2 separate regions of the Homo sapiens genome follow, and region 2 is linked to region 1. Evidence: read pairs that join two places in POLR2A ChIA-PET (ENCODE). Cell type or tissue: MCF 10A. All regions are shown on one strand. Links, peaks and the distances in the headings refer to the core of each region. The heading gives the core; the rest is flanking DNA.

What was found. ChIA-PET counts read pairs that join two places held together with the same protein. Peaks named below come from ENCODE experiments on the same cell type or tissue, not always from the same donor. Only the 100,000 strongest peaks of a DNase experiment are listed, where the experiment ranks them.
Region 2: POLR2A ChIA-PET joins it to region 1 with 5 read pairs; 6 of 35 experiments call an interaction of 5 or more read pairs at or near these places.

What each region holds. Positions count from the first base shown.
Region 1 is chr4:165,208,665-165,221,563 of GRCh38, forward strand. It overlaps KLHL2 (kelch like family member 2), which reads left to right. Exons shown (of 15, transcript NM_007246.4): 2 at 11,270-11,395. Among named protein-coding and RNA genes, the nearest start is that of KLHL2, 7.6 kb to the left of the region's middle. RefSeq lists an enhancer at 5,599-6,143. In MCF 10A, for the core only: no CTCF peak of the experiment used is centred there; a DNase peak (open chromatin) is centred at 6,877.
Region 2 is chr4:165,260,226-165,273,124 of GRCh38, forward strand. KLHL2 (kelch like family member 2) reads left to right here. Exons shown (of 15, transcript NM_007246.4): 5 at 2,972-3,134. Among named protein-coding and RNA genes, the nearest start is that of GK3, 13 kb to the right of the region's middle. In MCF 10A, for the core only: a CTCF peak has its summit at 2,295; no DNase peak of the experiment used is centred there.

The DNA.
Region 1 (12,899 bases), core at 2,047-10,046:
TAGTTTTTAGTTTTAAAAACATCTTGGTAAAAGTGAACTGTAAATACCCAGGAGTTTCGAAAATTTCAATTTTGGTTCCCTCTTCTCTTAGGAAGGAACAAGAGTCCTTTGAATCTGACTTTTCAAATCGCAGACAAACCTCATCCTGAAGAATGGTTTACCTTTTCATGAGAGCTTATTCATGGAGGCTTGTCGTTCTCCGGTCAAATTTGGCAAGCTTCACTCCATGCCGATTGTACCGCACCAGTCTCTTGTGGTTATTTGGCAGAATTCCAGCCAAAATAAGGATACTTGGCTTGGGTTGAATAATTTTTTGATGTTCAGCCCTTTTAGGAGAGCTAATGGGATTCTGGAACGACAGTTTCTAAAAGTGCGTTTCAGAATTTTTAGCTTGAGTGGAACAGGTCGTGGAAATCTAGGGGGTAGATAAGACTCTTGAATTGGCCTTCCTGGGCTGACAGAAGCAGGGGCTTAGTCACCTCTCGATAGCTGTGGCTTTGAGGGCTCTGAGATTTGGTCATGTTCTTCAGCAGGCTGGAGGAAGGCACCTGAACCCCTAGGAAATATGATGGTGGATGGTTCACATCAGCAGCATGAGCACACGGGGGTCTGCCCAGGCTCAGAAGCACTTAAAGCAGGATATGCTAGCTGTATTTAGCCAACATATGGTATATAATATGTAACATGTAGGTATGCTATCTGTAGTAAACCTGCCTTCTACATAAGTTCCTGCAGTTCGTTTTTACTTTTGGAACAGAGGGAGCTAAAGGAAAGAACAAGGGAATACTTAGAATGCAGGTGAAAAGAAGGGTGTGGGAAAGCAGCCTCTGGAGGGAGGGAGGGAATAGAGACACAGATGATTTAAATTGAAATAATAAAAAATAGAATTGATGTATGCATTGAAACATTGATAAACTGACTCTAGGGTAGATCAGCTAATCATAATTTTGATGACCAGCGCCATTTTTGGCATTGAGATTCCATCAATAGTGCTGGAACAATGAGAGGCTGAGATATAATGGAAAACTTGGAATGCCAGCATGGATGAAAGAATTGTTAAAACTCCTTTCAATCAGGGGTGGCTAAAGTTGGTGAGACTTTTTCATTGTTTCTGTCTATTTAATTATAAATACAAGTAGGTTTTTATTTTCATTTGGTTCTGTCCAGGATTAAACCTAATTCAAGAACTCGTTATGGTGTTATTTGCCATTCTGTGGATCAGAAATAGTTTTTTTCCTTGCCACCCCTTGGCCTGTTTGCCTCCACTCCCATTAACATCCCTCCACCATGGATCCCGTGTGCCGGATTTGAGACTTGCAGGCAGTGTCTTTAGGAAGGAACTTTACCGGGCCTCACTGCCAGAGCTGGGCTAGAACAGAGGCCAGTGGAAACTATTAGGAAGACTCAGCTTTTCATGAAGTTAGATTTTTAGCCTGAGCTTTAAGTCAAAGAAAGATGACCTGGACTTAAAGTGCCTTATGGTATGGTTGGAAGCACGGCCCCAGATTCTCTTTGTGTAAGTGTCTGTTTATTAATTCATTCAATGTGCAAATATTTGAATGCCTGTCTCTGCCTGGCACTGTGCGTGGTGCTTTTGCTTGTGTTCTCTTTTAACATCCAAATTTACATTGTTCTCAGATCCCACCTTGTTCTCCACTGGCCTGTTGGCACATTGTCTTGGAGGGAGGTCAGGCATCTGTACCCACCATTCCTGGTTCCTTCAGGATGGACTCCTTGAAATTAGCTTTTGATCTTTTGTGCTTTTTCTATTCCTTGCCTCCAACTTTCATCCTTTTTAATTCTCATATAATTAAAAATTGTCGTTGGACTATATATTTGTGCTTATTGTTTTTTGCATACTTGAGTATATGTGGCATTTAGATTCTGTTGCATTCTGGGTCTGGGTGATATTGAGACTGTGTTACATTTGCTTCTGATCAAACCTGAAAGATGTGTAACTAAAAGATGTAGCTTAGTAAAGGAATTTCAGGTAGTAAATTGAGAGATGTAGTTTAGATGTAGATTAGTAAAGGAATTTCAGATGGTAAACTGAGATGTGCAAAAGGAAATGTAAATTGACCAGCCCTGACCTCAGGAATGTATTTTACAGTCTGGCTTTTATAGTTATTTGTATAAAGGATTTTCATAATAAGTTGAAGGAAGACTGTGAGGTATAGGCCTGAGTGCATCCCTCTGATCTTCTCTTACTGATCAGTCTTCTTGGCACTTGTTTTTTTACTGGCTCCATTTTCACAAGTCGGCTTACTCTCTGTAAGCCTTGATTTTTTTGCTTTTCCTTCACAAAACTAAGCAAACATCCCTCAGATAGAACCATATCTTTTTTCAGTTGATGGTTCCACATTACTAGAGACTTGTCGTCAGAGGTGGTCATGCATAGGCAGAAAAACAACTTGTTGACCATGTTCTAAGGCATTTAGGCAGCAGAAAATTGGTTGGATTAGAGCAGAGGTTCTCACATTTTTGAATTTAACTGACCTGTAAAATTAAAAAAAGAAAAAAACAATTGAAGTCTAACAATTGCTAAGTTTTTTGTTTTGCTAAGTAAAAGAATTATTTATGAAACAACAATGATCAACTATCACCATCTTTTTATGAAAGAAAAAAACATTTTAGTATCCTTCCTCAAATATAAGGAAGAATATAATCTGACTAAAGGATTGTCTTTAAATTTAAAAAACTTAGCCTTATGAAAACTTATTACATTGTCCTCATTTTGACATAGATCAGTAAAAAGTTCACTGAAGCCTGACATTTGCAGTCCGCTGGACCGGATGACCTTTAATGTTCTTTCTAAGATTCAATTGCTGTGAATTTGGAACCTTGCTACAGGATACCCAGTATTCATTTGTTTGTCTGTTATAGTGCATTGGAGTGTATTCTTATTTTTGTTTAACTAAATGTACATTGGGCATCTCTCATATCACAGGTGAATCTCCCCAGTGATAGACAAAGACATTTAAAATATTTAGGAGTAATAATGGCCCACAAACAAGGTAATGGTGAAAGAAGACATGTGGATCAATGTGTGTTGAAGGAAGTGTTACATATAGAGACAACTTTGAGGTGCATTTGGGAACTTGAGAAGTGAATTCTGGAAATAGGTAGCATTTATGTAGTAGTTTAAAAAATTTCTGATGCTGGGAAATCACTCCACCTACTCCCTGCAAAATGCCCCAAACCTTTTGTTTCTGATGTACATGGTAGGCATGCAGTAACTATTAGTAAATGTGCTTTTCTGAAGGTGACTGTAAGTTTACTCATCTATGGCTGTTACGGATTTACACTAGTAGTGCTTATGAAGACCACTGAACTTCTTTCTTAAGATCAGGCAGGTTTTTTCAAGGTGATCCAGAGAAGGAAATTCACTTTATGTTGCATTTCTGTAGTGTTCTACCAAATCCAAATGCATTTACTCTTTATGATGAGGTAGTTTGAGTTTTTAATTTATATTTATTGAGTGCCTACTATGGCCAGATTTTGGGGATATCTCAGAAAACAAAGTTCCTTTTCCTATGATTGAAACTAATAGCAAACAAATATGTAATATTGTTAGTAGTATTACAGTAAACAAAAATGAAGCAGGATAAAAGGGTAGAGAATAATAAGAATAATAGTTCAGATAGGGTCAGGGTGTCTTTGACGAGGTGATATTTTAGCACAATCCAGAGGGGGAATAGCATTCCAGGGAGAGAGAATAGCAAGCACAAAGGCATTCTTGAATTCTTCCCCTGATGAGATAATTGCTGCAGTGAGTGGGTCCGTAACTTTTTGTGTGTTACGCACTGTACTTTCTTACATTTCAGACTATTGGCATTTGCTAAAATATTCCTTTGACCAGTTCCATTCTCTGATTTTACCTTGAAAAACAAGCCCCTGCTTTTTATGATAGCTCTTTTTCTTGTTTTCCTACTCTGGTTTTTAGGTTGCTAAATGTGATTTGCATACTTTATCACTTAATCTCACTTAGTCTTGTCAACAACCTTATAGTGGTAGGTGTCTTATTTATCAGATGAAGAAGTAGAGTTTAAGTTACTCTCTCAAGCTTATCAAGTATTAGAAAAAGTGGGATTCTAATCTCTCTGTTGTATCACTTTTTTCTGTCTTGCATGACTTCTCTTCTATCACTGCTTGTGGGCAGTATTTCCTCACGGAAGTAGGCCTTGGCCAGTTCTTTTCAATCACCTGTTAATCATTGAGCTCTAGCTCCATCTATATCTTAAGTCGGGGCTCTAGGTCTGTGCTTTGGTGTGGAATTTTGAACTTCTCACATCTCTACTCTTAGCTCATGCCTCTAAACCCAATATATCCAAAACTGATGTTTGTTCACAAACTGACTTCATTTTATAACATTTCCACTTATTCAATGGGATAACCATTCTTCTGGTCCCTGATAACCAAAGCATTGGAATAGTCTTTGATTTCTCTCTCTTTCTTCATCCTCCACATCTTATCAGTCCCCAGGAACTGTGGTCTTGGTTTCAAGTGTCCATTCTGGTTGCTACTATTCTGATGAATGGATTTCATCACTTGATACCTGAACTTTTTCACTGGTCTTCTATTGAGCTCTGTGTATTCTCTCCTCATCCTTCAGTCCCCACACTGTTTTAACCCTCCAACATCTTAGAGTCATGTGAAGTGACTTATCAAAACCAGAGACTCAGGCAGTCACAGCCTTTCATCATTTTATCTTATCCTATATATCCAAGATCATCATGTGCTTTTAAAACTCTCCCTTGTCCACAAGCCAGGATTCTCCAGCCTTTTCCTATGCTTCTCTTCTTCTCTCCCCTGTTACAACAACTTGAAGTTCCTCCAAGGCCCCATTGGAGCCCCATCTCCTTCACCAAGTCTTTCCTCTTTACTCCAACTCATTCCAGCTCATCGTTGCATTCCTATGGTGTTTGTCACTGCACCTATGTACTGACTTGTGCCATTCCTTAGTGGTTTCCCATGTACCTTCCTGTTTAGATGGTAAATGGAGGAAGATCTCAATTCAGCCTTCCTAATGTTTCTTACCCTTCTTAGTACATGGCATGCAGTGGGCATCTAGGCAGCACTTAAATACTTAATTTATTGGCTTTGGTCATTTTGAATATTGCTATTAACTTTGAATTGAATGTTGCAATTAAAAATGAAGGCCAATAAGATCCATAAAAATATATCTGCATATTCAGTTTAGATCCTGAATTCAACAATTTTCTTCTAAACTTTGTTTACATTCATATAGTGCCTAGTGCCTATACAGCTCCCTGAGATAGGTAGGTGAGATATTACTATCTTTGACTTTCATATTACATTTCACATCAGACATATTTGTGAAATAAATTTTATAAGTAGTCTGAAGCCCAGAGAGGCTAAGTGACTAATCCAGGGTCTCTTGGTTAGTATTTGGCATAGACAGAACTACAATTTTGGGCTTCTTTCTGATTCTGGTTCTCATCTAGTACCTTTTCATTTCAGTGCTGGAAAATGTATCCCAGTCAACTGAATTGCGGAGTCGTATTGCCGCCCCCTTACCAACGAAGTGATGGCAATAGTAGGAAGAGGGGCAAAGGAAAAGTCAGAAATATAAGTGATAAAATAAATGGAAATGTTTGAAATGGATCATCAACCTCCTTTTCCCTATTTTAGCACCTCACAAATATCCCACTCTGACAATGCTTTGTTAGTTATTTATAAAATATTCCTTAGGAGATTGATCTTGCATAAGACATGCTTTTACCGTGGTCCTTTTCCTGGTAATAGTCACTGTCAGGGACAAAAAGTGCCTGATTGTGTTCTGTTTGTCATGTAGGTGGGAGGGAAAGAGGGAGAGAAAGCTGAGTTGAACTGAAGCAGAGCTTTTTACAGCTCCATTGTTCTACTATCAGAGAGCAATTATACTCCAACTTCCATCCACCTCAGACATCCCAACCTCCTCCTCCTGCCAATGCTTCCCCACACACTTAACATACAGCCGCACAACTGAGTTCTCCAGAGAGAATAGGGTGCTCTTTAATACCTCCCTCTGCCCTTCAGTGAGTTCAGGGCTCTGCTTTTTAACTGCTAATATATTTTAGTAAAGTTTGGCAATTCAAGCTTTTCTAGATGTTTCCTTTTCAGCTCTGGAAAATTGGAAAAATAATTTTTAACTATATATGTTTAAAATATTCAATGGCATTATGATATTGTCTGAAAGGCATTCTGTGACTTGATGCAAGATCAGAAGTTTTTTTTTTTTCTTGGAGAAGTAAGTAATACAAAGAAAAAAGAGATAGAAGTTTTTATCTCACAAGATACCTCATATTCAGTTCTACATACTGAAGACCTAATCCAAGTTCTTACATGTCTATAGGGCAAATGTTAACATTTTTAAAAAGCTCTATTTATTTGGTAATATGAACATATGTTTGTAGATTAGTCTACTGTTTCCATACCTAATAAAAGTTTAAATTCCAGACATGTGAAGAAAATTTGCAGTGTGTCTCTTTGCCTTAGCTAACTGCAAAAATTGAAATCACAACCCTACCATAGACCCAAACGTGTTTCCAACTGAGAAAGTCTTCTACCTTCACAGCCTCTAAGTAATATAGTGGTTATTTGTTTGAAGGATGTGAGAGTATTTTGTTGAGAAACTGTAGAATGACATAACAAATTTTAGTTAAAATGTTAGTTATGGTTGACTCTGTACTTCTGATATCCTGGATTTGTTTATGAGAGCAATGCTAGTAAGATGCCTGCTTCTGAATGCAAGTTTGGCTGGGAAGACAGCAGAGAAATAGAAGAAATATTATAAAGTAATGGAGAAACCTCAAAACATTACAGCATGGATGTTGACTTTGAAAACAACAGCTGCTGACGTGAACTTGGCAGAAATTTGTGAGTAATGGTGGGTGACTCATTGCAAGCAGGGGAGTCTTGCAGCTTTTGAGGTGAACAGGCAAAGGGGAGAACAGTGATGGTGGCCACCCAAGGGCCAAGTATTTATGTCCTAAATGTCAAAATGTCTTTGATCTCCTGTTAAACTTTGCAGCTGCATCATTCACATGAATGGTTGCATTTTTTTTTTCTAAAAATACAACATATTTTCTAAAGCATTTGTTTTTAATCTGGGATGATTCTGAGGTGGGAGGTAAGTTGGTGGCAGGACATATTACATGACTTTTGTTATTATTATTATTTTTAAAAATCACGCATTGCTGGCTTTCTCCTATACTCCTGGAGATGCCATCATGTATGTATAGCTAATTCTAAAAAGGGCTTGTGTGACTCTTCATGTGAGAAGGGGTGGTTATTTGTGGCTTGAAAAAATTGCTTGGGTGATTCTGATCTTTCTCTTTCACGCTGCTGAAAACCATTGTTTCAAAGCCAATAATAAATATCTAAAGAAGTTTTACTTCATTTCTGTGGTGTTCTCAGAATTGTTACAGCAGGTTTAAACCTTTGCCTGGTTTGGAAATCTTGACTATTTGAGAGAGACAGCCCTGTTAGAGTCTTTGTTTTCTTCCTGTCTGAGAATTCAGTTATCATCAATAGTGTATTCTTAGGCAGAGTCAGAAAGTCACCTCATCTGAGAAGCCACCTGTGTCCACAGCTGGGAATTTGCAGAAGTCAGTCACTGAAGGAAGGCTTTAGGATATCTATGATAAAACATAGCAGTACACTGGGATCCAAACCCTGGGAAACCTCAACTATTTTAGAGTATGTGTTGATAACAATAGGCTATTGGATAATTGCCAGACTACTTGAGGAGTCTAAGAGTTGCATAAAGACTTAAAGGTGAAAGGAACTTGGAAAAATATCTTCTTCAGGTATTTTAAGGGAGACAGTTCTCAGAATGAGAAGCTTTTCTGGAAAAGGCTAGCACTTTGCTTCAGAAGAGAAGCAGGGCAAAGGTGTAATTCTTCATTTAATGTGGTACAACCTAAAGGGTAAACCTTTACCTCTCACTTAACTAGTTATTCCTAGTATGTATATGTATATATGTCTCACATCTATAGTTTTAGACATTATGCATCATTTTCTGTTCTGCTTCTGAATGAGAAGCCATCTAACACAAAGCCACACAGGGAATGGAAATTTATGGAAAGGGCATTCGTTTTGAAAATGGACGTTTGCAGAAGGGGTGATGTATTTGTAAGTGACTCTCGGTACAGAGAACACTTAACAAAATTCAGTGTTTTTTCTTACTTATTCCTTTAAGCCTTTGAATAAAGTCTTCTTTGCAGGGTTTCTGTAGTACATCAGAAAAAGGAGGAGCTGAAAATAGGTTTAAGAGAGCACCAATGTGGGCATTGATTGTTGTATGGCAACTGTCTTAAAGTGAATTCTCCAATGCAGGGAATTTTAATTCCTAAGTTCTTAAGCAAATATAAACACTCCTGACTCTTAAATCATGACATTCTTTCTGGGGCAGAGTTGCTTTTGCTTCCACTTTCAAGCATTGAAAATTCTTTTATGATAGTTTTGCTAATCCTCAGTATAACATTCTTCCTTTGTTGCACCTTCTAAATTATTAAACTAGAAGCAAATATAGAATAAGTATTACCTTGCTATCGTATATAGACATGCAGTGTTACATGGTTAGAAAGTTTGCATGGGTTGCATATATCTACGCATTTTCCCCTTTCCCTGGTTTCTTACTGTTTCCTTTACAGGTAGAATGAGAATATCTGTCTTATACTATAAAGTGTTTCTCCAGTTCTCTCCCTCCAGACGTGAATGTTCTGCCATCTTTTTGGCTTCTAGACTTATCAGTGCTTTTCCTTTCTTAGACTGGGTGTAACTAATTCCCTACACACACACCTTCAAGAGGGCATAGGGAGTAGAGTGGCACCTCCTTATTCTCCCACTTCAGCTGTAGGCTTTCCCTGTGGAGGTAAAGCCTTGCGCTAATTCATTTGTTAGGCCCCTTAAAAACTCTCAAGCGGTGAGGAAGTAGAACTGATGTGCACTTGTAGTAGGCAAGCCCTCAGAGAGTCAGGTGCTTCAACTAGTGCTGATTCTGGGGTTTGGGGTTTGCTTAATTTTAGAGGTTATATTCATGTTGAGTACCTGTTTCATGGCTTCGTGTACCATCCATGTAACCAGTGATTCCCACATTTCTGACTCCAGCTAAACTTTTCTCTCCAGCTCTAGACTCCAATATTTATCTGGTGATTTGATGCCTTCACTTGGATGTCTGATGTTTTAAAACCATTAGGTATAAAAACAGCTCTTGATCTCTGCCTATCTCAAACAGTTTCCACCTGCAGCCTTCTTCATCTCAATGAACAGAAACTCAGTCCTTTCTCTTGTTCAGGCCAAAAGACTTGGAGTCATTCTGACTTTCTTTGACATGTCATATGGTTGTTTCAACAGATCTCGTTGGCTGTATCTTCAAAATGTCCAGAACCCAGCCAGTTTTCATCACCTCCACTGCGACTGTCCTCCCTAAGCCACTGTCATTTTTTAGTGAATTATTGTAATATCCTGCTAAATAGTTGCCCCCTTTTCATCTTTGACCCGTGTAGAGTGTTCTCAACCAGCAGCCAAAGTGGTCTTTGGAAAACGTAAGTCGGATTGTATCACTCTTTTGCAGTGTCTCCTCATTTCACTCAAAGTGAAAGGCCTTAGGATATCCTAAAAGGCCCTTTGTGATCTGCACTCCCCTCTCCTGCTCAGCCCCAGCCTTTTGCCAAAGCTGCATGGGTCACAGTTCCTGGAACATACCAGGTACATATTGGCCTTTGCTGTAGTTACTACTTCCATCCGGATGTTCCCACACCCCCTAGTCTTTTGTTCAAATCTCAGTTCTCAACTAGGCCTTCCCTGAGCACCCTATTTACTGCAGATTACACCCCTCCACCGTCCCCACATTTCTCTCTCTCTTCACGCTGCCCTGCTTTTTCTACTTCCATAACACCATTTCCCAACATGCCAGTTGCTTCCCTGACTTGTGCTGTCTTTCCCTTTCCCCCCACCAGACTCCAAGCTCTATGAGGACAGGGATCTTTGTTTTATTCACTGATATATTCCAAGTGCCTTAAGAGTAGTGATTGGTACATGGTTGGTACTAAAAACAATTGCTGAATGAATTAATGAACGATAATGTTTAAAAATGAATCATCCTTTTAGAAATGGGTCAGGAAAGGAAGAGAAGTGCAGCAATTAATAATGATGTTTGCTTGTTCTTTGATATATATACAAGTATGATATTTTTAGACTTCATTTTTTAAGCCTAGTTAAAAAATTGGTGCCCTGATTTTTTATGTAATAGCTTTATTGAGGTATAATTTACATACCATAAATCCACCCATTATAATTGTGCAATCTAATGATTTTTATTAAATTTATAAAGTTTTATAACCATTGCTTCAAAAAGTTGTCTTGTGTTCATTAATTTGCAGTTAATTCTTGCCCCCCTCCTCATGGGACCCTGATTTTTTTGGTTAATTTTATGTCCTAAGTCTTGAAAGAATAATTCATGTAGCAATGCTAGTATAGCCTTGTGTGCTTAAAAAATGTAAATTTAAATATTCACTGTTCAGTGTAGGAAATGGTATTGAAATATTAGTGAAAAGAACAAGATGGAGAATCAGACTGGCCATACTCTTACCCAGCCCTACCATTTACCCCGTTACTCAAACTATTCTCTTCATCTGTTAAATGGGGATAATAATAGTAATTTGCTCAGAGAGTTGTTGTGAGGATTAACCAAATAATGAAAGTAAACTACTCAGCACAGGGCTGCCATATGGTAAATACTCAATAACTATTAACTAACATGATTAATCTCGATTAATCTCTTGTTAGTATAGGTCAAAATATATGGGGTTAATATATCCTGGCAGGTAGAGAGCAAAATTTAAATCAGATTCTAAGTTTCTGAAGTTTGTGTAAAATATGATCCTGCTCTGTCTTGGTTTGTTAATAACGTATGACTATAGAAGTTTGTAAAAGCAAGTTAATTTCCAATGGAGAAGATCATTTCTCAACAGTTTTATTTGGAGATATCTGCTAAGCCACTTCTGCTGAATATTCTGTGTTGATCTTTGACGGAACTTGGACACCAGGGAGGTAATTACCCACTTTTTAATTGAAACCATAGTGTCCATCAGAAACTGTTCTTAATTGTCTTAACCTTACATTGGGATATTCTGTCCATGAGACTTCCTCTAAATAAGTAGGGGAAGGAGACATTCATTGTCTCTCTTGTAGCTTGATAAGCTGAACTAAATGATCTTTAATAAGATCTTTTTCTGTTTTTGTTCTTTTCTTTTATGTACAGATGCACAAAGCAGGGTCATCAGAAGCCTCTCGATTCAAAAGATGATAATACCGAAAAACACTGCCCAGTGACAGTGAATCCTTGGCATATGAAGAAAGCTTTCAAAGTCATGAACGAATTAAGAAGGTATCATTATACTAATGTACATGCAACCATTGGTTTCGTCCCTTTATTTTTCAGTTGTTTGTAGTGAATATATAATCAACCTTCCATTGTTGCTTTGTCTGGTACACAGAACATTAAAAGCTTTTTCTGCAAGTTTTTTAAAGGAAAAGAGCAAATAATTTATCAGAAGTGTGGATGGTGTGGGGCTCCTCTATTAGTGTGGTAGCCGCTTAGCCACATACAGCTAGTCTGATGAGATAGTTTGGAGGTGAAAAATACACAGGGGATTTCTAAATGCAAAAAAAAGAAATGTAAATATTTTATTAATACTTTTAAATATATTGATTCCATGTAGAAATGATAATATACTAGATATTTTGAGTTAAAAAGAATACAGTAGGCCAGGTGCGGTGACTCATGCCTATAATCCCAGCACTTTGAGAGGCCAGGGCAGGAGGATCACTTGAAGCCAGGAGTTTGAGACCAGCCTGGTCAACACAGTGAGACTCTGTCCCTATTTTCTTTCTGTTAAAGTTAAAAATAAGAGAATATATTATTGAAATTAATTTCTCTTGTTTCTTTTTACCTTTTTAATGTGATTACTATAAAATTGTGACTTGCATTATGTTTATATTGGACAGTGCTGGTCTAGGGCTTCTAACTTACTGTGGCAAAGAGTATGGAAAGAAACTTTTAGAGAAAAATGTAACCATTGTTTTGTGGGAGTGGTGGTAGTTTTGGGGGGCAGTGACCTGCCTGTTGCTGAGGTAATTCTCAAGTGTACTAAGGATCACTGCAACTTTTAAGTAGTATTAAAAGTTGATTGAAAAATGAGTAGCTTTTTTTTTAATTAAAAGGGTAATATATGTATTAAGAGTCTTGGTTTTATTTTCTTAGCACTTTATGAAAGATCTGCTTTTTCCCAGCATTCCGTTTGTGAAAGTACTCTACGTATATCTATCTGAAATGCTGAAAGCCTGGCTAAGAAGGGATTAAACCTTCCCTTAATCTTTCTGTGCTGCCTAAAAGCTCTCCCTTTTAGGCCCATCATTTGTTTGTTTCTTCTTTAATTAAATTAGGGATTCAATAAATATTTATCTGCTAGGTACTGTAGGTACAATGGTGAGCAAGAACAAATATGGTTGCCACCCTTGTGGGCCCATAGCTGACTGCAGGAAGCAGGCATTCATCAAAGAATCACAAAAATAATTTACTGTAATGATAGTAAGTGTTGCAGAGGAGGGCTGCTGGTGCTAGAAAGGTGGATAACAGTGGTCAGGAAAGGCTTTCTTGAGAAGACAGGAATAATTATGCTGATATCTAGAAGGAAAAGAAGATAAGGGGATAAAGTCAGGATGGGAGTGAGGAGAGGGAGAACAGTGTTCCAGGCATTGGGAATGCTGTGCCACATCTTAGGGTAGGAAGGAGCTGGCCTCATCGGAGGAACTGACAGTGTTGCTGCAGTGCACGTGGCGGTGGAATCACACAGGAGAGGCAGCTGAGTAGGTAGGAGGGGCCATTGGAC
Region 2 (12,899 bases), core at 1,889-9,888, 51 kb after region 1:
AAGGCAATTTCAAAAGATTTACTGACAAAAGAAAAATATGAACAAACTTTTTGTACATTTGACTTACATTTATTTTATGTTTAGCATATATTTGTCAAGCATGTAACCACGTTTCACTGTCATCAAAAAAAATTATATGTGAATATAATCTAGCCACATGGACCACTGTTGAAATAACTTTATATTTCTACCTAGATGACTTGTTATGCCCCTTCCAGATAGGAGAATCTACAATTTTATGAATTTCGGTCTCCTAATACGGTAGATCTGAACTTGGTAATGATTAAGTTGAAATCAATAAAGCAAAATGAAATTTTAAAAGCCTGCTACACACACATATATGTGTGTGTGTGGGGGGGGTGTATATGTTAGCATAATATACCAACGACTAATTTTTTTTTCACTCAGGAATATATTTTAGAAATTATCTCATTTATTAGTTTCCTCTTTCGTTTGAATGACTGCAATTGAATGGATGATTCCAATTATTTGATCAGTCTCCTTATGATGGACATTAAAGGCTTTTTTCTAACTTCTATTAGCCACAATAATGCTGTAATGAATATCTTGTGCATGTGAGATTTTGTGCATATGTTAGCATATCTATAGGTTAAATTGCTGGGTCAGAGGACATGTGCATTTGTAATTTTGAATTTGAAATAAACAAATTGTTCTTCATGGAGGTTGGACCAATATGTGCTCCCACCAACAATGTGTAAGTGAGCCTGTTTCCTGCCCAACCACTTTTTCCTCATCGTTCTGTGTGACCAAACAATTTAAGTATTATACTGTTTTCTCTAGGAAAATGCTAATTAGAGGAGTGATCATACTATTTGTGCAGATTTCACAGAGATTGAATTTTACACTGAAGACCACTTTCTAAACTATATGTAGAAATTTAATTTGCTGAATTAAATGGCTGTACTATTAAGCATCTTGGAACGCACTTTATGTTGCTTCAGAGCGCAATTACACTGGCATGGAAAAACCTGCAATTTGAAAATTATCAACAAATTAAAGCCTTCTGTGGATATTCATTCTCATAACATAATGAAACCTACTATACATATCATGCAAAAAGTTTGGCTGTAACGTTATTTATACTTTATTTTCTATTTTTATTTTTATTTTTTGAGACGGAGTCTCTCTCTGTCACCCAGGCTGGAGTGCGGTGGTGTGATCTCGGCTCATTGCAACCTCTGCCTCCAGGGTTCAAGTGATGCTCCTTCCTCAGCCTCCTGAGTAGCTGAGACTACAGGTGTGTGCCACTACACCCAGCTAATTTTTGTATTTTGAGTAGATTGGGCTTTCACCATGTTGGCCAGGTGGTCTCAAACTCCTGACCTCAAGTGATCCACCTGCCTCGGCCTCCTAAAGTGCTGGGATTACAGGCGTGAGCCACCACGCCTGACCTATTTTTCTTAAACTCAGAAGGAAAAGGCCTTATGTCTGGATACTGTTTCTATTTTTTCTTGAGCCTTTAGATTCAGGAGTTAAAGCTTCTGTGCTTCCTTTAAGAAGGTAAGAAGTTTGTTACAGAGAGATGTGAATGATGTCTTTCTTTTCTATGTTTAGGACTTACTCCATAGATTTAGGAAAGTCATAACATATAGTCATAAACCACTATTATTTTTCTGTCTTTGGGCTGCAGTGTGGCATATATGAAAGTCAATTTCTGAAGGAACTTAGATCTTTTTTTAATGCTAATGTAGTCTTTTCTAAAATTTACCATTGTTCGAATAGTTGAAGGTTTTTTTGTGGGGTTTCTTTGGCTTTTATAAAGGATCACCAGAATTCGATAACCTTTTTTTGAAGTTTTTCTCCTTAATTTGACTTTCAAATATGGTCCTTTATATAACACTGTAATAATTCACTTACAAGGAAAAATGTTTTTCTATTATTGACTTATTTGAAAAGCACTTGTAGTGTTGGATATAGTATTCATAGTGAAGATAGTGGTTCAATCCCACAGAATAACCTATAATTAATATAAAATTGCTTGGAGTTACTCAAATAAAAATGCAAATTAAAAAGTTATTAGATAATCACCTATTACATTTTCCTTGTTAGCACATATATTACATTCTAGAGAAACTGTCTGCTTATAGGTAGAGACTGTTGTTGAACTTTAAATTGTTCTACCCCGTAAGGAAAGCAGTTGTTATGATACTCATACAGTGGAAAAACAGGCCTTCAGCAAAATGAGGCTTTGTTGTGATATGGATTACTCTGGGGCCACTCCTTCCCCACAGATAACTGAAGTGCATGACTGCTTGAACTAAGAGAACAAAACCATTTTCATTGAATCATAGCACCCCCTAGCATCCTAATAATTTACGGGCTTTTGTTGTTGTTGTTTTGTTTTGTTTTTGAGATGGGGTCTCACTCTGTCACCCAGGATGGAGTGCTGTGGGGTGATCACAGATTACTACAGCCTCGACCTCTCAGGCTCAAGTGATCCTCCCACCTCTGCCTCCTGAGTAGCTGGCACTACAGTTGCGTGCCACCACACCAGGCTAATTTTTATATTTTTTGTAGAGATGAGGTCTTGCTATGTTGCCCAGCCTGGTCTCAAACTTCTGAACTCAAGCGATCCTCCTGTCTTGGCCTCCCAAAGTGCCGGGATTACAGGTGTGAGTCACCATGCCCTGCCAAGAATTTGTGTTTTTAGAAGTCAAAATAACATTTTGTTTATGCTTATGAAACAAACCATTAATCTTATAAGATCTGATATCTCATATTCTTCTGACCAAGGAGAAGAGGCCTTTGAAAGATTACATGGAAATTATGGGGAATGTGAAGAGTCATCATTGTTATTAAAAATAATTTTTATATTTGTTTTCTAGGGAATATGGGGGTATGGACGCAGATAATAAACTATGGCTGAACATCTTGTGTCCTATGTAGAAGTGGTCAAAGAGGCAGTGTTTTTCCACCCAAGTGCCTAAGAATATTGATGTGTGTGTTGCAGGTACTTCTCCCAGCAGCTGGTCTCTTACAGTTACAGGATGTGAAGAAGACTTGTTGTGAATTTTTGGAATCCCAGCTTCACCCTGTCAACTGCTTAGGAATCCGGGCTTTTGCTGATATGCATGCATGTACCGACCTTCTGAACAAGGCCAACACCTATGCAGGCAAGTGGAGTAGACCTCAGCTGAATTTGGGAGGAAACTGCTTGGTTTTTGATATGATTCCACAGTGGTCTCTGGAAAGTCATGTCATATTTCTGGATCTGGGCTTTATAAAAATACATTTAAAATCTTATAATGGTCACACTGCATAACTGAAGCATACTCATAAAATTCTGAACTTAAAAAGCAAGCAACTATACATTGGGATTGGGCCTGAATAATAGAATAGCTAGGAATAGCTAGGTTTTTTTGTTTTTTTTTTTTTGAGACGGAGTCTTGCCCTGTCACCCAGGCTGCGGTGTGGTGGTGCAATCTTGGCTCATTGCAACCTCCGCCTCCAGGGTTCAAGAAGAATAGCTGTATGTATTTTTCTTTCAAATTGTTAAATGAATAGGCATATGAGAAAGTATATGCATGTGAAGTTATTTTAGCTCTGATTTTTTACATTGTTTTTTTTTTTTTTTTTTTTTTTTGCATCCATGAAAACAATTTTGTGGCTTAAAAAAATCTTCAAAGCAGTGAAATATAGATACATTTGGTGGAGTAGAAAAGTAGACCAATAGAAGCAGCCCACTCCTTGCATGCTGGTTCCATGGCCTACTGCTACTGCTGGCATTTCCCTGTGGCAGAGGGAGGGCCTGTTGCTGTTTTCAAGGAGCCCTTGCTTTAGCTGCTCTTCAGGCCCTTCAGACCCCTCATCTCTGCAGTTGGGGAGGAGACATTGTTATAGCTTTGAATGCACACACATAGTTCACAAATGTAATCTATATTTTATTTGAGTTTATAAACAAAAATATATATTAAAAGTGATTATTAGGAAATTTCTTTTTTTAGTTTATGCTTTCATTTAATGATTACATCCTTTTTTTTTTATTCTAATAGCTTTAGGAGTACAAGTGGTTTTTGGTTACATGAATGACTTGTATAGTCACGAGGTCTGGGATTTTAATGTACCCGTCACCTGAGTAGTAGACATTGTACTCTAATCGGTAGTTTTTCATCCATCACCATCCTCTCAACCTCCCCACTTCTGAGTCTCCCATGTCCATTATACCACTCTGTCTGCCTTTGCATACTGATAGCTTAGCTCCCACTTATAAGTGTGAATATGTAGTATTTGGTTTTCCATTCCTGAGTTACTTAACTTAGAATAATGGCCTCCGGTTTCATCCAAGTTGCTGCAAAAGACATTATTTCTTTCTTTTTTTATGGCAGAGTAGTATTCCATCATATATATATATATATATATACACACACACACGTACGTATATACACGTATATATGTACACACATGTATATACATATATGTCTACATACGTATATGTATGTGTGTGTGTGTGTGTGTGTGTATATATATATATATACATATATATATATATATATGTATATATATATATATATATATATATAAAACATTATCCACTCATTGGCTGATGGGCACTTAGGTTGATTCCATATCTTTGCAATTGTGAATTGTACTGTGATAAACATACACATCTGGGTGTCTTTTTGATTTAATGATTTCTTTTCCTTTAGGTAGATACTCGGTAGTGAAATTGCTGGATTGGATTTTAATTTCTTTGAGGAATCTCCAGACTGTTTTCCATAGAGGTTGTACGAATTTACATTCCCACCAGCAGCATATAAGCGTTCCCGTTTCACCACATCCACACCAACATCTATTGTTTTTTCACTTTTAATAATAGCTATTCTGGTTAGGGCAAGGTGGTATCTCGCTGAGGTTTTAATTTGCATTTTCCTGATGATTAGTGATGTTCAGCATTTCTTTCATGTTTGTTGACCATTTGTATATCTTCTTTTTAAGAAATATCTGTTCATGTCATTTGCCCACTGTTTAATGGGATTATTTGATTTTTTCTTGCTGACTTGTTTGAGTTCCTTTTAGATTCTGGATATTAGTCCTTTGTCAGAGGCATATTTTGCAAATATTTCCTCCCATTCTATAGGTTGTGTGTTTACTCTGGTGATTATTTCTTTGGTCTTGTGGAAGTTTTTTTTGTTTAATTAGGTCCCATTTATTTATTTTTGTGTTTGTCACATTTGCATTTGGGGTCTTTGTCATAAATTTTTTGTTTCGGCCAATGCCCAGAAGTTTTTCCTAAGTTTTCTTCTAGAATTTTGATGGTTTCAGGTCTTAGATTTAAGTCTTTAATCCATCTTGGGTTAATTTTTATATATGGTGAGAGATAGGGATCTCTCACCATATATAAAACGTGTACACGAGCACAACGTGATGGTTTCCAGCTTCATCCATGTCCCTGCAAAGGACACGAACTCATCCTTTTTTAATGGTTACATAGTATTCCATGGTGTATATGTGCCACATTTTCTTAATCCAGTCTATCATTGATGGACATTGGGAGGTTCCAAGTCTTTGCTATTGTGAATAGTGTCGCAATAAACATGTGTGCGTGTGTCTTTATAGTAGTATGATATATAATGCTTTGGGTATATACCCAGTAATGGGATTGCTGGGTCAAATGGTATTTGTAGTTTTAGATCCTTGAGGAATTGCCACACTGTCTTCCACGATGGTTGAACTAATTTACACTCCCACCAACAGTGTAAAAGCATTCCTATTTCTCCACATCCTATCCAGCACCTGTTGTTTTCTGACTTTTTAATGATCGCCATTCTAACTGGCCTGAGATGGTATCTCACTGTGGTTTTGATTTGCATTTCTCTGATGACCAGTGATCATGAGCATTTTTTATATGTCTGTTGGCTGCATAAATGTCTTCTTTTGAGAAGTGTCTGTTTATATCCTTTGTCCACTTTTTGATGGGGTTGTTTGTTTTTTTCTTGTAAATTTGTTTAAGTTCTTTGTAGAGTCTGGATATTAGCCCTTTGTCAGATGGGTAGTTTGCAAATATTTTCTCCCATTCTGTAAGTTGCCTCTTCACTCTGATGATAGTTTCTTTTGCTGTGCAGAAGCTCTTTAGTTTAATTAGATCCCATTTGTCAATTTTGGCTTTTGTTGCCATTGCTTTTGGTGTTTTAGTCATGATGTCTTTGCCCATGCCTATGTCCTGAATGGTATTGCCTAGGTTTTCTTCTGGGGTTTTTATGGTTTTAGGTCTAACATTTAAGTCTTTAACTCATCTTGAGTTAATTTTTTATATGGTGTAAGGAAGGGATCCAGTTTCAGCTTTCTGCATATGGCTAGCCTGTTTTCCCAGCACCATTTATTAAATAGGGAGTCCTTTCCCCATTGCTGGTTTTTGTCAAGTTTGTCAAAGATCAGATGGTTTTAGAGGTGTGGTGTTATTTCTGAGGCCTCTGTTCTGTTCCATTGGTCTATATCTCTGTTTTGGTACCAGTACCATGCTGTTTTGGTTACTGTAGCCTTGTAGTATACTTTGAAGTCAGGTAGCGTGATGCCTCCAGCTTTGTTCTTTTTGCTTAAGATTGTCTTGGCTATGTGGGCTCTTTTTTGTTTCCATATGAAATTTAAAGTAGTTTTTTCCAATTCTGTGAAGAAAGTCAGTGGTAGCCTGATGGGGATAGCATTGAATCTATAAATTACCTTGGGCAGTATGGCCATTTTCAAGATATTGATTCTTCCTATCCATGAGCATGGAATGTTCTTCCATTTGTTTGTGTCCTCTTTTATTTTTTTGAGCAGTGGTTTGTAGTTCTCCTTGAAGAGGTCCTTCATATCCCTTGTAAGTTGTATTCCTAGGTATTTTATTCTCTTTTTAGCAATTGTGAATGGGAGTTTGCTCATGATTTGGCTCTCTATTATTGGTGTATAGGAATGCTTGTGATTTTTGCACATTGATTTTGTATCCTGAGACTTTGCTGAAGTTGCTTATCAGCTTAAGGATATTTTGGGCTGAGACAATGGGGTTTCTAAATATACAATCATGTTATCTGCAAACAGAGATAATTTGACTTCCTCTCTTCCTAACTGAATACCCTTTATTTCTGTCTCTTGCCTGATTGCCCTAGCCAGAACTTCCAACACTATGTGGAATAGGAGTGGTGAGAGAGGGCATCCTTGTCCTGTGCTGGTTTTCAAAGGGAACGCTTCCAGTTTTTGCCCATTCAGTATGATATTGGCTGTGGGTTTGTCATAAATAGCTCTTAGTATTTTGAGATACGTTCCATCAATACCTAGTTTATTGAGAGTTTTTAGCATGAAGGGCTGTTGAATTTTGTCAAAGGCCTTTTCTGCATCTATTGGGATAATCATGTGGTTTTTGTCATTGGTTCTGTTTATGTGATGGATTACGTTTATATATTTGCGTGCATTGAACCAGCCTTGCATCCCAGGGATGAAGCTGACTTGATCATGGTGGATAAGCTTTTTGATGTGCTGCTGGATTTGGTTTGTCAGTATTTTATTGAGGATTTTTGCATCGATGTTCATCAGGGATATTGGCCTAAAATTCTCTTTTTTTGTTGTTTCTCTGCCAGCCTTTGGTATCAGTATGATGCTGGCCTCATAAATGAGTTAGGGAGGATTCCCTCTTTTTATATTGATTGGAATAGTTTCAGAAGGAATGGTATCAGCTCCTCTTTGTACCTCTGTTAGAATTTGGCTGTGAATCCATCTGGTCCTGGACTTTTTTTGGTTAATAGGCTATTAATGATTGCCTCAATTTCAGAACCTGTTACTGGTCTATTCAGAGATTCAGCTTCTTCCTGGTTTAGTCTTGGGAGGGTGTATGTGTCCAGGAATTTATCCATTTCTTCTAGATTTTCTAGTTTATTTGCATAGAGGAATTTATAGTATTCTCTCATGGTAGTTTGTATTGCTGTGGGATTGGTGGTGATATCCCCGTTATCATTTTTTTATTGCATCTATTTGATTCTTCTCTCTTTTCTTCTTTATTAGTCTTGCTAGCAGTCTATCAATTTTGTGGATTTTTTTAAAAAACCACCTCCTGGATTCATTGATTTTTTGAAGGGTTTTTTGTGTCTCTGTCTCCTTCAGTTCTGCTCTGATCTTAGTTATTTCTTGTCTTCTGCTAGCTTTTGAATGTGTTTGCTCTTGCTTCTCTAGTTCTTTTAATTGTGATGTTAGGGTGTTGATTTTAGATCTTTTCTGCTTTCTCTTGTGGGCATTTAGCACTGTAAATTTCCCGCTACACACTGCTTTAAATGTGTCCCAGAGATTCTGGTACATTCTGTCTTCGTTTTCAGTGACTTCAAAGAACATCTTTATTTCTGCCTTCATTTCGTTGTGTACCCAGTAGTCATTCAGGAGCAGGTTGTTCAGTTTCCATGTAGCTGTGTGGTTTTGAGTGAATTTCTTAATCCTGAGTTCTAATTTGATTGCACTGTGGTCTGAGAGACAGTTTGTTGTGATTTCTGTTCTTCTACATTTGCTGAGGAGTGCTTTACTTCCAATTATGTGGTCAATTTTAGAATAAGTGCAATGTGGTGCTGAGAAGAATGTATATTCTGTTGATTTGGGGTGGAGAGTTCTGTAGATGTCTATTAGGTCTGCTTGGTCCAGAGCTGAGTTCAAGTCCTGGATATCCTTGTTATTAACCTTCTGTCTCGTTGATCTGTCTAATATTGACAGTGGGGTGTTAAAGTCTCCCATTATTATTGTGTGGGAGTCTAAGTCTCTTTTTAGGTCTCTAAGGACTTGCTTTATGAATCTGGGTGCTTCTGTATTGGGTACATATTAGGAATGTTAGCTATTCTTGTTGAATTGATCCCTTTACCATTATGTAATGGCCTTCTTTGTCTCTTTTGATCTTTGTTGGTTTAAAGTCTGTTTTATCAGAGACTAGATTGCAACCCCTGCTTTTTTTTTGTTTTCCATTTGCTTGGTAGATCTTCCTCCATCCCTTTATTTTGAGCCTGTGTGTGTCTTTGCATGTGAGATGGGTCTCGTGAATGCAGCACACTGATGGGTCTTGACTCTTTATCCAATTTACCAGCCTGTGTCTTTTAACTGGGGCATTTAGCCCATTTACATTTAAGGTTAATATTGTTATGTTTGAATTTGATCCTGTCATTATGATGTTAGCTGGTTATTTTGCCTGTTAATTGATGCAGTTTCTTCATAGCATCCATGGTCTTTACAATTTGGCATGTTTTTGCAGTGGCTGGTACCGGTTATTCCTTTCCATGTTTAGTGCTTCCTTCAGGAGCTCTCTTGTAAGGCAGGCCTGGTGGTGACAAATTCTCTCGGCATTTGCTTGTCTGTAAAGGATTTTATTTCTCCTTTACTTATGAAGCTGAGTTTGGCTGGATATGAAATTCTGGGTTGAAAATCCTTTTCTTTAAGAATGTCGAATATTGGCTCCACTCTTTCCTGGCTTGTAGGGTTTCTGCCAAGAAATCTGCTGTTAGTCTGATGAGCTTCCCTTTGTGGGTAACCCGACCTTTCTCTCTGGCTGCCCTTAACATTTTTTCCTTCATTTCAACCTTGGTGAATCTGACAATTATGTGTCTTGGGGTTGCTCTTCTTGAGGATTATCTTTGTCTTTGTGGTGTTCTCTATATTTCCTGAATTTGAATGTTGGCCTGCCTTGCTAGGTTAGGGAAGTTCTCCTGGATAATATCCTGAAGAGTGTTTTCTAACTTGGTTCCATTCTCCCCATAACTCTCCGGTACACCAATCAAACGTATATTTGGTCTTTATCCATAATCACATATTTCTTGGAGGCTTTGTTCATTTCTTTTCACTCTTTTTTCTCTAATCTTGTCTTCTTGCTTTATTTCATTAATTTGATCTTCAATCAGTGATATCCTTTCTTCCACTTGGTCGAATCGGCTATTGACGCTTGTGCATGAGTCACAAAGTTCTCTTGCTGTGGTTTTCAGCTCCATCAGGTCATTTAAGGTCTTCTCTACACTGTTTATTCTAGTTAGCCATTCGTCTAACCTTTTTTCAAGGTTTTTAGCTTTCTTGTGATGGGTTAGAACGTGCTCCTTTAGCTCAGAGAAGTTTGTTATTACCAGCCTTCTGAAGCCTACTTCTGTCAATTTGGCAAACTCATTCTCCATCCAGTTTTGTTCCCTTGCTGCCGAGGAGCTGCGATCCTTTGAAGGAGAAGAGATGCTCTGGTTTTTGGAATTTTCACCTTTTCTGCTCTGGTTTCTCCCCATCTTTGTGGTTTTAACTACCTTTTGTCTTTGATGTTGGGGACCTGCAGATGGGGTTTTGGTGTGGATGTCCTTTTTGTTGATGCTGATGCCATTCCTTTCTGTTTGTTAGTTTTTCTTCCAACAGGCCCCTCAGCTGCAGGTCTGTTGGAGTTTGCTGGAGGTCCACTTCAGACCCTGTTTGCCTGGGTATCACCAGCAGAGGCTGCAGAACAGCAGATATTGCTGCCTGATCCTCCCTCTGGAAGCTTCATCCCAGAGGGGCACCCACCTGTTTGAGGTGTCTGTCATCCCCTACTGGGAGGTGTCTCCCAGTCAGGCTACACAGAGGTCAGGGACCCACTTGAGGAGGCAGTTTGTCCCTTCTCGGAGCTCAAACGCCATGCTGAGAGAACCACTGCTCTCTTCAGAGATGTCAAACAGGGACATTTAAGTCTGCAGAAGCGGTCTGCTGCCTTTTGTTCTCCCCAGTTTATGTTTTTGTATGCTTTGTCGAAGATCAGTTGTTTGTAAATATTTACTTTATTTCTGGGTTCTCTATTCTGTTCCATTGGTCTACATATCTACTTATATGCCAGTGCCATACTGTTCTGGTTATGATACCCTTATATTAGTATAATTTGAAGTCAGGTAATGTCATGCCTCTAGATTTGTTCTTTTTGCTTAGGATTACATTGGCTATTTGGGCCTTTTTAAAAAAATTCCATATGCATTTTAGGATTTTTTTTTTATAATTCTGTGAAGAGTGATGGCATTTTGATAGGAATTGCATTGACTCTGTAGATTGCTTTGGACAGTATGGTCATTTTCATGGTGTTGATTCTTCTAGTCTGTGAACATGGGATGTATTTCCATTTGTTTGTATCATCTATGATTTCTTTAAGCAGTGTTTTGTAGTTCTCCTTGTAGAGTTCTTCACCTCCTTGGTTAAATATATTCCTAAGTATTTTATTTTATTTTGTAGCTATTATAAAAGGGATTGAGTTCTTAATTTGATTCTCAGCTTGGTCATTGTTCGTGTGTAGCAGTGCTACTGATTTATGTACATTGATTTTGTAACCTGAGGCTTTACTGAATTCATTTATCAAAGCTAGGCGCCTTTTGGAGGAGTCTTTAGGGCTTTCTAGGTATAAGATCATATCATCAGCAAACAGAGATAGTTTGACTTTCTCTTTTCCAATTTGGATGCCCTTTATTTCTTTCTTTTGCCTGATTACTCTGTCTGGGACTTACGGAAGTTGCTAATTTGTTTTTAAACTATATTTCTGGAAGATAAATCTGGTAGAAGTTACAATCCACCAACTGCCTGCAAGACTCTGCTTTGCATCTATGAGACTCAATAGGAATAGTTCCTGTGGAAGCTTCTGTGTTCACTGCTCCTTTAATAGGCTCTAGAACTGTAACTTCCCCAGATTTCAAATGCAGGAGCCTTTTGTCTAAACTGCTTCAGTGTGCTTACTCTGATGAGTAAGGAAGCTTTTGGTACATAGATGTGGGTAAGGGAGAATGCATGTGTGTATATATATGTGTGTCTCTGCCTGCACAGAGCATTGGAGAGTAGTAGTCCTAGAATCCGTATTTCATTTACCAAATAAATAATGGTTCAAAGTGGTTAGTTGAAAAAACAAAAACCACAGTGCTTCACTAAATCACAGTAGGTCCAATAAATTTAGACCTTATTGATTTCTATTGGGTGGCCTGATGGCCTAACTGCCCTTTAGAAAATTATTTCAGTGAAAAAATGTGATCTGAGTTCTAGGAAGCCGATTTACAGATGAGCTTTTAGAACACAACCCTTCTGTAAGTTGGGGAATGCCTGTAGTGTGTAGCACTATTCATGCAGCACTTTTGAATAGAATGAAGCATTTTATGAAAAACCAAAGACAAATATGAATTTATTGGTGTATTCCAATGCAAGCAATTCTGTTCAACTAAGTAGAAAATATTACTTCTAAATTCAGATTCCATTAACTGCTAGACTTAATGCACCTGTTATAAGTGACTTCTATTAGGAAAACCAAGAAAGCTTTTGTATTTTTAGATATTTTTTGCTGCATGAAACAATCACTATTTAACCTTTTATCTTTCCTGGGCTGCCAGTTTTCTCTATAGTGATTGATAAATGTTACTGACTGCTAATGGGGAGAGGAGGGTCAGTGCCTGGGGAGAGAATGAATAAAGTAGGATTAATGCACAGGATATCCAAACATAGTTCATATGATGTACTAGAACTCTTAGTTTTGCTTATATCAGAAGCAACTCATTTACTGTGTTTTTAGGAGATCATTAGATTTTTAAAAATCTTTCTCTTATTTAAAATCTTAAATTTATTCTAGTATACTACAAAATATAAAAAATTTTCCACCAGAATTAGAACACTTCTGTTTCTTAGTTTGTAGAATCCTCCTTTGTAATTATGCCAAGAATTTTTCATGAAAAATTATTCACTTTCAGTAAAATTATAAAGAAGCATTGATTCTTCATTTTTAATGCACTATATTTTGCATCTGAATCTAGCTTTAAAGGATGTACTGCTTTTATACCATGCTTCTGAATCTTGTATTTGCTTGAGTTTCTTAGGTTTTAGGTAACATTTTAAAACATCTTTCATTATGAAAAATTGCAAGCATGTACAAGAATAGAATAGTACTCATGATCCAACTTCAACAGTTGTCAACT